Regions from separate parts of the Homo sapiens genome. Here region 1 is linked to region 2. The links are chromatin loops, found by intact Hi-C in ENCODE. Cell type or tissue: lower leg skin. All regions are shown on one strand.

What was found. A loop is a pair of places that touch in the nucleus more often than their neighbours do. Peaks named below come from ENCODE experiments on the same cell type or tissue, not always from the same donor. Only the 100,000 strongest peaks of a DNase experiment are listed, where the experiment ranks them.
Region 1: it touches region 2 in a loop (2.3-fold over the local background); 8 of 110 quality-filtered maps call a loop at or near these places.

Annotation. Positions count from the first base shown.
Region 1 is chr18:45,981,551-45,989,550 of GRCh38, reverse strand. PSTPIP2 (proline-serine-threonine phosphatase interacting protein 2) reads left to right here. Exons shown (of 15, transcript NM_024430.4): 14 at 792-849; 15 at 4,101-6,015. The coding sequence ends at 841. Among named protein-coding and RNA genes, the nearest start is that of EPG5, 18 kb to the right of the region's middle. In lower leg skin, no CTCF peak of the experiment used is centred here; no DNase peak of the experiment used is centred here.
Region 2 is chr18:45,710,108-45,718,107 of GRCh38, reverse strand. The region is part of intron 6 of LOC105372093 (a long non-coding RNA gene); the gene reads left to right. It overlaps LOC105372092 (a long non-coding RNA gene), which reads right to left and starts at 4,959. Exons shown (of 4, transcript XR_935422.3): 1 at 1,142-4,959. In lower leg skin, no CTCF peak of the experiment used is centred here; no DNase peak of the experiment used is centred here.

The sequences.
Region 1 (8,000 bases), 270 kb before region 2:
TGAGTGTACTAGTCTGTTTACATGCTGCTGATAAAGACATACCCAAGACTGGGAAGAAAAAGAGGCTTAATTGGACTTACAGTTCCACATGGCTGGGGAAGCCTCAGAATCATGGCGGGAGGTGAAAGGCACTTCTTACATGGTGGTGGCAAGAGAAAATGAAGAAGATGCAAAAGCGGAAACCACTGATAAAACCATCAGATCTCGTGAGACTTATTCACTACCAGGACAACATTGTGGGGGAAACTGCCCCCATGATTCAAATTATCTCCCACTAGGTCCTTCCCACAACGGTGGAAATTATGGGAGATACAATTCAAGATGAGATTTGGGTGGGGACACAGAGCCAAAACCTATCAATAAGGGAGGAGGACAGTTTATGCTGCACTTAACAGTTCACTAAAAATTTAGTGATGGAAAAAAAACTGTAGTGGCTGAAATTATATCTTTGAACAATATGAAGATTTAAGGTATTTTATTTCTTGTTGTTTTAGAATTACCACTTGGTAATGTAGGATGCTATTTCTGTCCATTTTTAAAGATGATTTTACTGTGGGTACTGTACCTGAGCATGGATGAAAAAGGGCAAAGAAGTCAGAATAGTGATTTCCAGAATGTCCTCTGGTTTGGAGTCGTGACTACCATTTATAGTTTTTGTTGGCAGATCTATTTTCTCTTTACAAAAGGATAGACACCAGAATCTGTAAGTGAAATGCCCTGGCTTGAAAAGGGTGAGATCTTATTATGAAAAATTGATGTTACTGTTGTTTTCTGTGTTCTGCCTTTTGCAGATGATCCCAATTACTCTTTGGTTGATGACTACAGTTTGCTCTATCAGTAAAATCAATGGTAAGAACCTTTATTTTTCACATAATTGAGTCATGTGTAGACTGGTAATTGTGCTATTGAAGCCTTTGAACCTTATTTATAACACTACCACAAACTAGCAAGGCCTTGCATGAGGCAGGTACACTGGCCAGCATGCTGTCCCTTCAGGACACCTCTGTGGATCCCACAGCTGGAAGCAGACTGGAGACCCCTCCATACCTATTTGAATGAGGTTATTTTTCCTTCATTGATTATTCCACAGTAACTCTTTATCTGCTTTTTTTTTTCGAAGCAGAGTCTCGCTGTGTCACCCAGGCTGGAGTGCAGTGGTGCGATCTCAGCTCACTGCAATCTCCACATCCTGGGTTCAAGTGATCTTCCCACCTCAGCCTCTTGAGTATCTAGGATTACAGGCATGCACCACCACACCCAGCTAATATTTTTTGTATTTTCAGTAGAAACAGGGCTTCACCATGTTGGCCAGGCTGATGTTGAACTCCTGACCTGAAGTGATCTGCCCACCTCAGCCTCCCAAAGTGCTGGGATTACAGGCATGAGCCACCATGCCCAGCCCTCTTTATCTGCTCTTATTAAGCTCTTTTATAGTTATTACACACCTGGATTTAAGGCAGTGCTCATCAACAAAACACACATCATCCTCACTGTTAAAGTAATTTAGATTTTAGCTTACTCTCCCACCATCTAAAAGAGGAAAAGTCAAATAAAAAGAAGTGCAAATGATATCACACTCATTATACACACAAGGTCATCATGGAGGTCATCCTGCAGATTATTATTGCTCTGAATAAGCAAACCATGAGGATTCTTAGACGAGGACTGAACACTGCTAAGCCAACTGTAGCTGCAAAGATATACTGCATGGTGACTTTTTCTTAGGCACTCAGGTGCTTGGAACATTCTCCAAGTCAAAATCATTCTTCACAGATGTGAAGAAATGCCTCAGAAGCCAAAGTAGCGATACTAAAAAAAACTCTTCATAAAGTATCATTCTTTTACCCCAGTGGGCTTATCTTGGGGTAAAAGAATTATATAGGTACACACGAGCTAAGAAAAGGTCTGAAGAGATATATTCCTAAATAGGTAATATTTTTCCTTCCTGTTTTTGAATTTGTCTGCAATGAAAATGTGTTACTGCTTTGACTAAAAACTGTTTTAAAGGGTTGATCCACTTACATATTCCTGATCTCAGTGTGGACTGAGCTACACTTCTGAACTACACGTCTTCGCATTTCTTGTTAGTTGTATGCCCTGGATAACAGTATCAGAAGACCAAGTGGCAGGCAGTGGGTGGGTGGGATGCCAGAAGTCAACAGAGAAAGGCAACAGCCTCTCTCTCACCCTTCCTGGTTTGGTGTTGGTTACATATACTGTCATTTATCAACCTAAACAGATTTTAACAGTGCTCCAGGGTGATTTTCTATAGCGTTCTATACCACCAAAGTGAGCACATCAAACATTGTTTGTCTCCAGTCCTCTAAAAACACCTACTTTGTGACTTATAGCCAACTGGCTATCTAGGACAGATGCCAACTTGTCCTAATTACATAAAAATAATCAGCTAATGACTGGGCACAGTGGCTCACGCCTGTAATCCCAGCACTTTGGGAGGCTGAGGCAGGTGGATCACTTGAGACCAGCCTAATCAACATGGTGAAACCCCATCTCTACTAAAACAAACAAACAAAAAATACAAAAAAGTAGCCAGCCATGGTGGCAGGCACCTGTAGCCCCAGCTACTTAGGACCCTGAGGCAGGAGAATCACTCGAACCCAGGAGGTGGAGGTTGTAGTGAGCTGAGATTGCGCCACTGCACTCCAGCCTGGGCGACAGAGCAAGACTCAGTCAAAGGAAAGAATCAGCTGGTTTCTATTATATTTAAACATAAGTCCTTAAATTGCTTAATATAATTGCTTAATATATTTAATATTTAAGCAACTTTGCTATAAAATATATGGAACTTGAAGACATAAAGTACCCTGTTCTTTAACTATATATAACTTAGGACCTACAAATCTACAAATAGATGCTAGTCTTTACAATCAGTCATCATTTCTTCTTCATTTCATAAGCCTCCCTCTTTCTCATGGAAAGGGGCAAGGCCCTAGTTAGAGGCAGAGTGGAAACCTGGTAAATCAATGACTTGGAATTCAGATGTGGCACCTGCTCTCTGGAGCACTGTGTAGATGATGGGCAGGTCACTGGCAGTCCTAAGTGTTTCTTTTTATTTTTTACCTTTTTCTTTTCTGTTCTTACTTGTTTGGGTAAAGAATATATTCTAGTAGCTTAATAGTACCACTTGACCCAACAACTGTAGTTCCTCAGAGTCTAAGAGTGTGATGTTTGAATGCAAGATGCTAGTGCCAACACATGTACTTGAGTTATATCATTTCACTGGAGTTCACTGGAATCTGTGCCAGTTCAATGAGTTGGGGTTCAACATATACATCAATTTCAGAAAATTTTACTAAAGGGAGTATACAACACATTCATATTCAGTATACAACATATACTGAATTTCAGAAAATTTTAAAGAAGGAAGTCTAATTTAGTGAATAACTTACTAAGCAACTTATCACAACAATTAAAATAGTTTGAATGAACTTTTGGAAAATAAATTTAAACAGGGTCCCGGTACGGTGGCTCATGCCTGTAATTCTAGCACTTTGGGAGGCCAAGGCGGGCGGATCACCTGAGGTCAGGAGTTTGAGACCAGCCTGGCCAACATGGTGAAACCCTATCTCTACTAAAAATACAAAAACTAGCCAGGCACAGTGGCGGGTGCCTGTAATCCCAGCTACTTGGGAGGCTGAGGCAGGAGAATCACTTGAACTTGGGAGGCGGGGGTTGCAGTGAGCTGAGATTGCGCCACTGCACTCCAGCCTGGGTAACACAGCAAGACTCTGTCTCAAAAAAAAAAAAAATTTAAACAAGAAGAGTTAGGAATTTGTGATTTGTTTTGTAGTTGTTGATTTTAGCTGCTATTCCTGTTGTTAATTCTAACATGTTTAGGTAAAGATAGATTAAAAATTTCAAATTTGAAATATGTATAAAAATGTAAATGTATGTATTATTTACCATAAAGCAATGCTGTTATCGTCACATTCCATTTCTCATTGCTTGGAATACCCATTCCTCACCATTTGTTTTCCTTGGCCTGCACCCTTATTCTTGTTGAATATACTCTCAAGGTAGGAGAGAGTATTGACAAGCACCTTTCATTCAGAGGAAATTTCTTTGTTATTTTCTTTCAGAAACCAGAGCTTTTTCCGGCTAGTGCTTCTGTGATATGGAAAGGGCACCCAGAGCAGCAGGACCTATAGCCACGTTATGTCAGCAATGAAGACTTTGAAGTGAACCCTTGCTATAATTTTTTAGAGATTTAAAATTTATGGTAGACATTTAGGACAACATAAGCAAGTAGAGTTCTGCAGTTTTTTGAAGTTTACAAATTGCCCCATTCTGAAGAATTATTCTTTCCCAGTTACTCAGGTTATGAATGAATTAGGTTTTCAACATGGGAAGCATGAAATCCACTTCTGGATTTGGAGCATCCACTTGAGGAGCAGAGGTGGCAGCAGAGGATTCTGAGCCACCAACTGCAGTAGTGGCTCCTTTGGCTTTGGGCAGCCTGGCTGTGGAGTTTCCACGGCGACACACAGCCTCAGTGGTGCAAGATTTAAAATTACCTTCCTTTTTGGCTGGAAGACTTAGAAGCCGCCTGATCATACTTTCTCATTTTACAGATGAGGAAATAAAGCCTACAAGTGTGAAATTAATTTCCTTACAGTTTTCCTAGCTGATGAGGGACAGAACCAGAACTAGAGCCTGAGCCCAACCCACATCACTATTCTTCTAACCCTTCCTGAAGTTGTGATGCTCATGCTGAAATTTAAGATGCCAAATATTTTTGCCAGCACTTTTTCAGTTGGGAGAATCACCAGGGTTTAAATGTCAGATTTATTTTTATGTGGATCCCTGTGTATGCTGAACTACAGAGCATGATGTTTAATCTAATTTAAGGAGCCACTGATTGTAAAACATGCCATTATTTTATGTTGCACTAAGAAGGTGGGGTCGAGGAGTTGCCAATAAACTTGGGACAGACTATTGATGGCCAAGCCCATCTGAATTTAAGATGCTAAAGTATGAAAAAAATACATCTTAGAATCAATGAAATACCATATTTTGATTCCATTCCTCAAGATAATTTTAGAGTTATAAAACCAGTCCTCAATTTTGGGTCTTCACAGAGAATCTTTCCCTTGCTAGACCCCAGAATTTTAAATGCATCCGTCTTACACTTTCACAAATATTTGGGTTTTCCTTTTTCACTCACAAACAGCAGGGAGGTCATGTACTTTTTGTACAACACCTGTGCACTATGAGAAAATGGTACCTTTTAGTTATTGACAAGTTAAAATAGCACTCTCAGTTTTTCAGTATTACAGAGAGCAAATAGTTTCCTCTCCTGCTCTGTGCAGTAGCTTTTCCAGAACTATGGACAAATTGATCAGAAGAAGATTGATTATTTCCTCATCTTTTTTTCTTTTTTTTGAGACAGAGTCTCTCTCTGTCCCCCAGGCTGAAGTGCAGCGGCATGATCTCAGCTCACTGCAACCTCTGCCTCCCGGGTTCAAGTGATTCTCCTGCCTCAGCCTCCTGAGTAGCTGGGATTACAGGCACCCACCACCACACCTGGCTAATTTTTTGTATTTTTAGTAAAGACAGGGTTTTACCATGTTGGTCAGGCTGGTCTCAAACTCCTGACCTCAGGTGATCCACCTGCCTCGGCCTCCCAAAGTGCTGGGATTACAGGCGTGAGCCACTGCGCCCGGCCTATTTCCCCACCTTTCGTGTAAGGTGCTACTGAACATGACAGCTTCTTGTCATGACAGGAAACTTGCATCAGTTGGATATCCTTTTGAGAAACTGAATTTTGCAAAGGGCCAAATTTCCCCAAACTGAACGGGCTCAGGAAATGTTCCTTTACACTCAGAACATTCTATTTTAAGTATATTATTTATTGTTGGCAGTTCCTCAGGGATTTCCCTTTTCTCTGTATTGGTCAGTGTAGTTGATGTAAAACCGTTTTGTGGATGGAAAATATTTTTATTTTATTGCTCTTTTAGTTTGGTAGGTTAAATAAAGGTTCTTGGTAATTTGGGATTTGTTTCGTATTTTTGTGTTGACCATATCGCTCTTCCAAGCTTTATTTGATCCCTTGCCACATTTGTGATTGTTAGGCTTCAAAAAGACAAACCGCTGGTCAGGGAAGCCAAATGGAGATGGTGCCGAACTACTTTGTACTAATCCTTCAGAGGTCAATTGCAGTGTTACTTCCTCTGCGAGACACCATCTCTGCCTTCAGACTAGGTTGGATCCAACTACTGTATCTCTCCTCCCCCTCCATTTTCCTTGTTATGATATGATTCACCCTTGAAATTAATTGTTCAAAGCCTGTCTTCCTTTTTAGACTGGAACCCCAATGGTAGCAGGGCCATTGTCTATTCTTTTTCCTGCTGTATCTCCAGCACCTGGCACATAGTAGAGACTATGAAAGAATTAGTGGCCCATAAGAAAACATAGCTAGAGAAACAACCACTTGAAAGAGAAATAAGGAGTGCAAAGTGAGTGAAGCCAAACGAGTACATGTGTTAAATTTAGTAAATGTGAGCTATTCTACAGACTGTTGGTATATTAATTTGGGTTCCATCAGAAGCAGACCCCGAGATAAGGATTTGTGTACAAGTACTTTTTCCAGAAAGTGCCAGTATGGAAGTGGGGAAGCCAGATAGGGAAAGGAAGAAAGGCAAAAACAGTGTGCATTATCAAGTAAGCTACATGGCAGGCAGCTGGAGCTTACTCTTGTTGAAGACTCCCAGGAAACAGTGCAGAACACACAACTGGGGCTGGGTGCGGTGTAATCCCAGCACTTTGGGAGGCCGAGGCAGGTGGATCACCTGAGGTCAGGAGTTCGAGACAAGCTTGGCCAACATGGTGAAATCCTGTCTCTATTAAAAATTAAAAAATTAGCTGGGCATGGTGCGCGTGCCTGTAATCCCAGCTACTCAGGAGGCTGAGGCAGAAGAATTGCTTGAACCCGGGAGGTGGAGGTTGCAGTAAGCCAAGATCGCGCGCCACTGCACTCCAGCATGGGCAACAGAGTGAGACTCTGTCTCAAGAAAAAAAAAAAAAAAAAAAGAACACACACACACTTAGGAGATATTGCACCTAAGCCACAAGGGAGCTGGAGTATTTATTCACCAACTCCTGTCAGTCACTGGTTGCAGAATGCTCCTAGGAGGCATTAATTTCCCAGCACTTCTGGGCTGCCTCCAACGCTGGAGAGTGGGAACAGTCTGAGAGGGTCCTTAGGCAGGAACACAGTTCCTGACAGTTGGAACTGTGTGTTTAAGGAATTGAGAGGTACTGAAGGGATGTGGATGGGGCATTGACAGCATCTGACCCCACATGGTTCAGATGCATCCATACCCCACTTTTTACTCCATCCTATCACTACTTCTTCAAGTCCCAACTTCCAAAAACAGACACACACACATACAAAGGAAACAGTTAGCAGGACCAGCTATATTTCCTGTTCTTACAGATAATCTTAAATCCATAATTGATATTCATCATCTCCTTCCTCCCCCTACTATTATGGATGAATCATGCACCCCACCCTCACACACAATTCATATGTTGAAGTCCCAGCTGCCAGCCAGTACTTCAGAATGTGGCCATGTTTGGAGACAGAGCCTTTAAAGAGGTGATTAAATTGAAGGGAGGCCGTTGAGGTGGGGCCCTAATCCTAGTGACTGGTGTTCTCCTAAGAAGAGGAAGAGGCCAGATGCGGTGGCTCATGCCTGTAATCTCAGCACTTTGGGACGCCAAGGCTGGCAGAGCACTTGAGGTCAGGAGTTTGAGACCAGCCTGGCCAACATGGTGAAACCCCAACTCTACTAAAATACAAAAATTAGCCGGGCGTGGTGGCAGGGACCTGTAATCCCAGCTACTCAGGAGGCCGAGGCAGGTGAATCACTTGAACCCCGGAAGCAGAGGTTGCAGTGAGCCAAGTTCGCGCCACTGTACTCCAGCCTAGGTGACAGAGGGAGACTCTGTCTCAAACAAACAAACAAACAAACAAAAAA
Region 2 (8,000 bases):
TTTTTCTCACTCAGCTGAGGTTGCTGATTATTTTCTCCCAACACCTGGACCAAGGGACATATTTAAACTGGGGGCTAATGTTTAGTTTTGTCCTGGGCCTGAGGTGGCTAGGATGTGCTGATGTGAGGGAAGTCAAAGAGTTTATTCCTGGGTAGGTCACTTAGCTTTCTAGTCCCCAGCAGCATGACACAATGGCACGCCGGCCAGCCAGTCCCAAAGTGTCAGTGGAGGTCTGAAAGTGGGCCAGGGGAGTGAGGATGGGTGAGGAAATGTCCTTCCTTCATACAGAAGAGTGTCTAAGGCATGGTTCAGGAGATGTCATCTTTGAAGACAAGTGTCTGTGATCTCACAATTAAACCCACATCAACATGGACAATGAATTAAACATTGTTGAGTGAGATGGAAAATCCTAGGCAGAAACTTAAACACCCTTGTGATATGATGAGTAAAACAATATCCCCATGTGGACTTTTAATGCCCAACATCACTTAGCATTTTGGCTCCTTCTGACTCACACTTTTGTAAAACCTGGGGTCTACAGAACCCCCAAGAGACTTGACTGCCATGTAAGTCTCACAACCAATTGCTCAATAGCTTTATTTTTATTTTTTGTAACCAAGGGGTCTTGCTAGGTTGCCCAGGCTGATCTTGAACTCCTGGCCTCAAGCAACCCTCTCACCTCAGCCTCCAAAAATGCTGGGATTATAGGGGAAGACCACACTTGGTCCTCAATAGCTTTTTATCCTCAATGTTTAATAAGGAGAAATTCATTTTAACATCCATGACAGCCTTGAAGGATGAAGTTACCCAGGGGCATCCCAGGTGGTTGGTGGAGTACCCAGAACTTTGTTCTGTTATCTAAGATTTCTCTTTGAGGAGATGGTGGGGGGCTCTGGCCTTTTCTCTTGATTATGGCAAGAGATGGCATTATGGTCCCTAGAGTAGCCTCAAGCCTTTTTTTTTTTTTTTTTTGCTTCAAGCAGATTGTTCCATTTATTTCTCTACTTGGTGTATTCCATTCTATTATTTAAAAATCATCCTAATCCTAATCAGAAAACCTTACAATATGACTTCCTCATGGAGGCCATTCACTTTTATAGTCCTTCCTTCAGTAGATTCACACTGGGTAAAGCCATCTCACCTGTTATTATGCCTTTCCTCAATCCCAATGTGACACCCATTTCCTACTCAACTTGGCTTCTGAACTTTCTTGTCCATTAGAGCCACACCACCTTTCTCATTTCCTCCGTTCACTCATCCATCGTGTAAGAGATGCCAAACACAGGAGGATTCCTAAATGAAGAAATGTTGTTCTTGATGTTAAGGATTTTAGTTTGGTGAAATTCTCTATCTTTCAGAATCTTCTCCTCAGCTCCTAAATGTGTGTTGCCTCCAGTGTTGGCTTGGATTCTCAGCTCCTTATGTATTTTCCCTTGGCAAATTCCTGTATCCTACTTTCTTTCCCATTCTGCTTCATCCCACTACAGCATGTTATGTTTAGCCAGTTTATTGGAAACAGTCCTGGAGAAGGAATGGAGAGATACTAGTTCTGACAAGGTTGCCATTTCATTTATTGGCTTCTCAATTGCTCACTTCTTAGGAGAAGAGTTGGGCTAACTCAGCGATTCCCAGGCTTGTCTGCACATTGGAATTACCTGGAGAGCTTTAAAAAATGTGGATAGAGCATCCCTCCCCTAGAGAGTCTATTGTAATTAGTTTGGGGTGTGGGGGGGTTTAAAGTTTTCTTGGTGATTCTAACGTGCAGGCAGGGTTGCGAACCACTATGCTGAATCTACTTAACGCTAATTCCCCACTCTCTAGAACAAGGAACTGCTTCACAGTGGGATCAGGTAGATTTTGGAGTTTAATAGACCAGGTTCAATTTCCAGCCAGCAATGACACCTCAGGGAAAATCACTTCACCTTTTTGAGCCTAATTCCACTATGAAATTAATGAAGATTAATAATATCTACCTTCCAAATATAAGGATCAAACAAGATCATAGAACAGGACAGGCATTCAAGCAAAGGTAATTATTATTATTTCTCCTAAAACAACAGTTCCTGTCTCTGACTTCATTATTTCCGCCAATGGTGTTACCATTATCTCAGTTCCTAGGCTCAACAAATGCTTGCTGAGTGAGCACCAGATGGTGGAGCCGATCATCCTTCCTTGTGAAGGAGAAGTGAAGGTTAAATTTCACTCACTTTGGTGAATGTTTTCAGGTCTTGCTACTCACAGTGTGGTCCCCAGATCAGCAACATTGACATCCCCTGGAACTTGTTTAGAAATGAAACATCTCAGTCCCACCCAGACCTTCAGAATCAGAATTTGCATTAAGTAGGTCCCCAGGGGATTTGTTTGGAAAGCACTGCTGTAAAGCATCCCTGTCCTTGAGACTAGGTGAAAAGGCATGAATTCAGCCCCTGGAGTGGGGACAGTTTACAAATTCCGATGTCTTGTTTGGAGATGCCATGGTGAGCCCAAGTGAGTCATGGTGGCATTCCAGCTGGCAGCAGGGAGTGTGCCGTTGCATGCTGGGCCACACCAATGGAAGGCAACACTCTAGGCCAAGCCTTGTCCTCCCATTAAACTTCATCAAGTCACTCCATCAGGTCCCACCCTCTGCGTGGTGCTGGTTGCTTCATATAGGTTTGGTGGGTGCCTTGAGGCCATCAGTTACCATGAGACATCATCACATGTCACGGGAGGGTGATGCTTGCACACACAGGGGCAGGGCTTCCTCCAGCCCAGGGAGTCTGGCAGCACCTTGTGTGGTTTAGCCAGAGGCCTCTGCATCCTGCCCACTCACAGGACTGACACCCGCTGCATTGCAGGAGCAATCCCCACCCCAGGGTCTCAGGGGACTTCTTGAAACATTTTCTTGGTGGGTTCCATGCCCTGGTTTTTCCACCTTGGATTCCCTGATCTTTGTAAATTCAGGGACCCTGCAGTAATTCTCTCCTATACCACACCAGTATACATATGACTTCTTTGTCCAAAAGGCCAAAATAACAAAACACTGTGTGGAACTGTACTTTCTGTAGCCTACATTATAAAAATAGACATTTTGAAGGCAATTTTCTAAATGACACTGCCATCCCATCTGCTATCCCTCCTACCCCAGGACAGGGGTGGGTAAGCATCTTCCATTATGACTGCCTGATGGAGAAAAGGTCAAACTTCAGGCCACAGTCATTGGCATGCATCTCCCAAAATATTTCTCTTTCCTCTCACCGTAATTACAGGATCTTGCAACTGTCTGCTTTATAGAGCTTCCCCACTCACTGGCTAGCTTCCTGAGGGCAGAGTCTGGGATGGTCTTGTTTACTGATGTAGCCCCAGGTTCAGTGTCTGGCTCATGGAGATTCATAATAGTTATTTGTTGAGTATATGGATGAATAAATGGGTGAACGACTCTGATACTTGAAGACTAGGATGAGTTCCTGTGAGGTCCTGAGATAGGGTGTGTGTGTCTCTAGGTTGGCAGGGAAGTCGGGGTACAATTCCTCTAAATATAGCCCTCAGAGCAGGGGTCCAGAATTGTGACTGGGACAGGTAGCCCAGGGTCAATGCCCTTGCCACTGGGGACACACACAGAGCTCATAGGTCCTGTGGCAGGTGAATCAGCCTTATGCACCAAGCTCCCAGGATGCCAGCCTTGGAGATCTACCCCAAGGGGAGAGGCTTTAGCTTGCTTCTAGGACTGCCCTGAACCTGGGGAGTGTCAAGCCTCAGTTCTAGGTGCATAGATTGGCCAGTTCTGGGAACACCCGAGCCATTCTGAAGCTGGCAAGCAGGAAGGAAGCCTGTATCTTCAGGCCCTCTTTGGCAGAGATCATTGTGGATGACACAGAACAATACCAATCCCAGCTGCCAAACCCAGAGGCCTGAGGCCCCTAAGGATCAGGTGTGGAATGGGACCGGTCCTTCCTTTACATCGTGGTCACAAGCTGTAAACTCATGATCCCTTGGCCAGTTCACCGCCTTCCTACTTTCCAAACTCAGCAACTTCTCTCAGGCTGCAGGCCATGCCCTTCCAATTAACTGTCATTTTTCACCCCCAATTTCCCATCCTACTGAGTATCTGGGTAAGTCCTCAGGACTCCAGGGAATGGTGTGAGGTGTGAGATAATTCTTGCACCTGGGGAGGCAATAAGACACAGGGAGCATCAGTGAAAGTCAAGGCTGCATAAGATCAATGGTGACATTGGGGCAAAATAATGCTTCTTCCTTAGCACACAAGGGGTTTGTAATATCATTAGCTAAAAGGGAACCCATTATGTGGTCTTCCAGGGAGGGACGGGATGCCCATCAAGTTCAATCAAGAACTGCCAGATTTTAAGTCTCCCTTAAATGATACTATGTGATATGCAATTAAGTGCTAAATTGTGGGCAGACACAATTTAGGATTAAGAGAGTTTGGGTAATATCAGTAGAGTCTAGAGTAAGCAGAAGGAACTTTACTAAAGATGTTGGCCTAATAAGGCCCTTAATATTTGAGTAGCATTTAGCGAAGGCAGGAAAAGAGAGAGTGGCCTTCAGGGGAGAGACTTAAGGATAAGCTAAGAGAAGCATGGCTTGTTTTAGGGGCTGCAAACAGCCTGTGATCAGACTAGAAGGTGTGTGCTGTGAGTCATGGCCTGTGAATCTAGCCCCCACTTATGTCCACAAGGAAAGCACTGTTTCTTTATGTTTGCATAAGGCATCAGAACTGATAGCATCTTCTGACATTCCCTTCCTCATGTTGTATGATACAATGACCAGACATGGAGCCCCTACTGCCCCTACCAAAGGACTCACCATCAAATAAAGTACAAGTAAGAAAAATACTATATTATCAAAGACAAGATGCAACTATGAATCCTATGCCATTTAAAATAGCAAAATTATGCTCTACGTTCAATAATATGGGCAATATGAACTAGAATGCATTGGGATTTCCTATATAAAGTAGGATTCAAGTAATAACTATAATAACAGTCTATATAACTATATAACATGTTATATATATAACTACATAACATTCTAATAACTATACAACATTCAAGTAATAACTATATAAACTGTAAGCAAATATTAAACACAGAGCAGTCTGATTTTTCTTCTTAACGTGGGAGAAATAAGCATCATTTGCCTGCTCTCTATTTTCCATGCATTTCTATGATTCTCTGTAATGATGGAAGGTTTCAAACACTTTCTACTGGTCTAAAACCTCCTTTGGCCAGGCATGGTGGCTAACATCTGTAATCTCAGCACTTTGGGAGGCCGAGACGGGTAGATCACTTGAGGTCCGGAGTTCGAGACCAGCCTGGCCAACATGGTGAAAACCCCATCTCTACTAAAAATACAAAAATTAGCCAGGCGTGGTGGTGGGCACCTGTAATCCCAGCTACTTGGGGGGCTGAGGCAGGAGAATTGCTCGAAGCGGAGGTTGCAGTGAGCCGAGGTTGTGCCATTGCACTCCACCCTGGGTGACAGAGCGAGACTCCATCTCAAAATAAATAAATAAAAATAAAACCTCCCTAAATGCAGCAGATGCTTGATGCCTGTAGCTCCAAAGTTCTGCCTGTTTTCGTATTAAATAAAGAATAGTAACAAATAAGAAGTGGTGGTTGCCACTTTAAGAAAGTTATGAAAACCTGCCAAGTCATTAGGATTTTTTAAAAAGTTCTTTACAACTTTGGGGCTTCTCTGAAAACAAGGGTGTTGGAACAAATTCTCTGAGGCTTTGCTGCCACTACCCTCTCCAGCTAGTAGGGAGGGAGGGTTCCTTACAGAACTGCTAACAAAGAAGACAGTTTTCCTGCCAAACAAGCTGATGCTGGAGACTTACTGGAAGAGAGATTATGACATTGGAAAATGATATGTAGGAATTATGAAGCCCAAAGGAAAGATGAGGTCTTCTGGATTATTGACCAGGTTTGCAGAGTGTCAAAAACCAGATGAACAGATATAACTCTAAAGTAATTGGAAATCAGGAGTAATTGAAGTTCTGTGGACAGAACAGTGTGAGGATGAAAGCAGCATTTAGGGAGCTTATCTGGGAGCAGTCCACGGGGAGGCCTGAGGGCCAGTGCCAGGGAGCCTCACTGTGAGCTCTCCTGAAGCAGGACAGTACTGAGAGGAAAGGGCTGAAAATATGAGATCATTCTGGAGGAAAAAAGAAATACCTTAGGCATGGAAGGGTGAATCAAAAATGGCATCAATTGTTGGCAGGGAAGTGGAGTTGCCAAAACTTACCCACACTGCTGGTAGAAATGTGCATTGATACGATCACTTTAGAAACTGCTGGCACCGGCTAGGTGCGGCAGCTCACTCCTGTAATCCCAGCACTTTGGGAGGCTGAGGCAGGTGGATCACCTGAGGTCAGGTGTTTCAGACCAGCCTGGCCAACGTGGTAGAACTCCGTCTCTACTAAAAATAAAAGAAAAAGTAGCTGGGTATGGTGGTGGGCGCCTGTAATCCCAGCTACCTGGGAGACTTGAACCAGGGAGGTGGAGGTTGCAGTGAGCCAATATCGCGCCACTGCACTACAGCCTGGGTGACAGAGTGAGACTCCATCTCAAAAAAAACCAAAAAAACCAAAAAAACCCAAAAAAACTGCTGGCAGCATCTCTGAGAGCAGAAATGCATAATCCATGGCCCAGCAATTCCTTCTTGGGACTATACACAAAAGAAATGTGTACATATAGTCACAAGAAAAGACATGCACCATCAAGTTCAGTACAGCAGGACTCATCAAAGCCCCCAAAGGGAAACAATCTGATTGCCATCAGCAATATATTGGGTAAGTCATACTGTACTTGCACAGCAAGAGAATGGGTGGTCTACCCTTCCATGCAATGGTATGAATGAATCTCACAATGTTGACCAAAAGAAGCCAGACATGGAAGAGAACAGACTGTATAATTTCATTTATACAAAGTTCAAAAACAGGCTAAGCAGACAGAAGTCAGGCCATTGGTCATCCCTGGAAGAGGGCCCTGGGGGACTTCTGGGATGCTGATAATGTTCTGCTGCTTGATCTGGTGCTTGTTACCTGGGTGTGTCCATTCATGAAGGTTCATCAAGCTGTCTACTTGTGATGTGTGCACTTCAATGTAAATCTATCATGCTTTAATAACAATGTTAAAATGAAAATAGGAAGTGGAGCAAAGTGAACTAGGAGTCCATTCTGTGACAGAGTCTGAGATGTCTGGGCAGGCAGGTGGACATGGCCAGGATGCAGTTGGAGATGTGGGATTTTGGACTGGGTAAGAATCCAGGGCTGGAGACACCGAATTTGGGGATTGTTTGCACAGAAGTGACAGGGAAGATGAGAGCATGGGCATAGGGGAGCAGTTAGCATCACCTAGAAGCAGTTGGAGCCAGCTAGAAGCAATTAGAACCAGTTGGCTGTTAAAGCCAGGAGGATGAGGAGCACGCAGAGCCATTCATCAGAGTCCTATTCAGCACTTTCCCCCAGTAGGTCCCTGCGCTTGGCTCTGCCATCCGTGATTTCTGTCCTTTAGGACTTACGTTTTAATTGGGTGGGGCAGATGCTTCCTCATCATTTCATGTGGCATTATCTTCCTTTTACAAGCTGAGGAAACAGAGGGTTGGCGAGGTGAGCTGTCCAGGGCTGGTGAGGGGTGGAGTGTTGGCACCTGTTCAGCCTCCCGCACACTTCAGGGTATGCGGTGCCTCTAACCCTGCAGCTCTCAACAACAGAGGGCAGCAAGGTTCCTGGGCAGGTCAGCTGGCCTCACAGAAGGGCCCTGAAAGTCAGTGGAGGGGGTGGTAAGCAACATGCTGCTCTGCACTCTTCCCTGGAATACAGGACCTCTCAGGATAAAGAAGGAATGTGTTGTAACCCACGTGCACACACAGCAGTGACACAGGCTTGTTTTCCCACTGCCTCATGTGAGCTGCTGGGATTGTGCTTTTCCTGAAAGCACATCAGGCCAGGAGGTCAGGGTGCCATTCCAAACCCCTGTGTACTCCTGGGGGCCGGGATG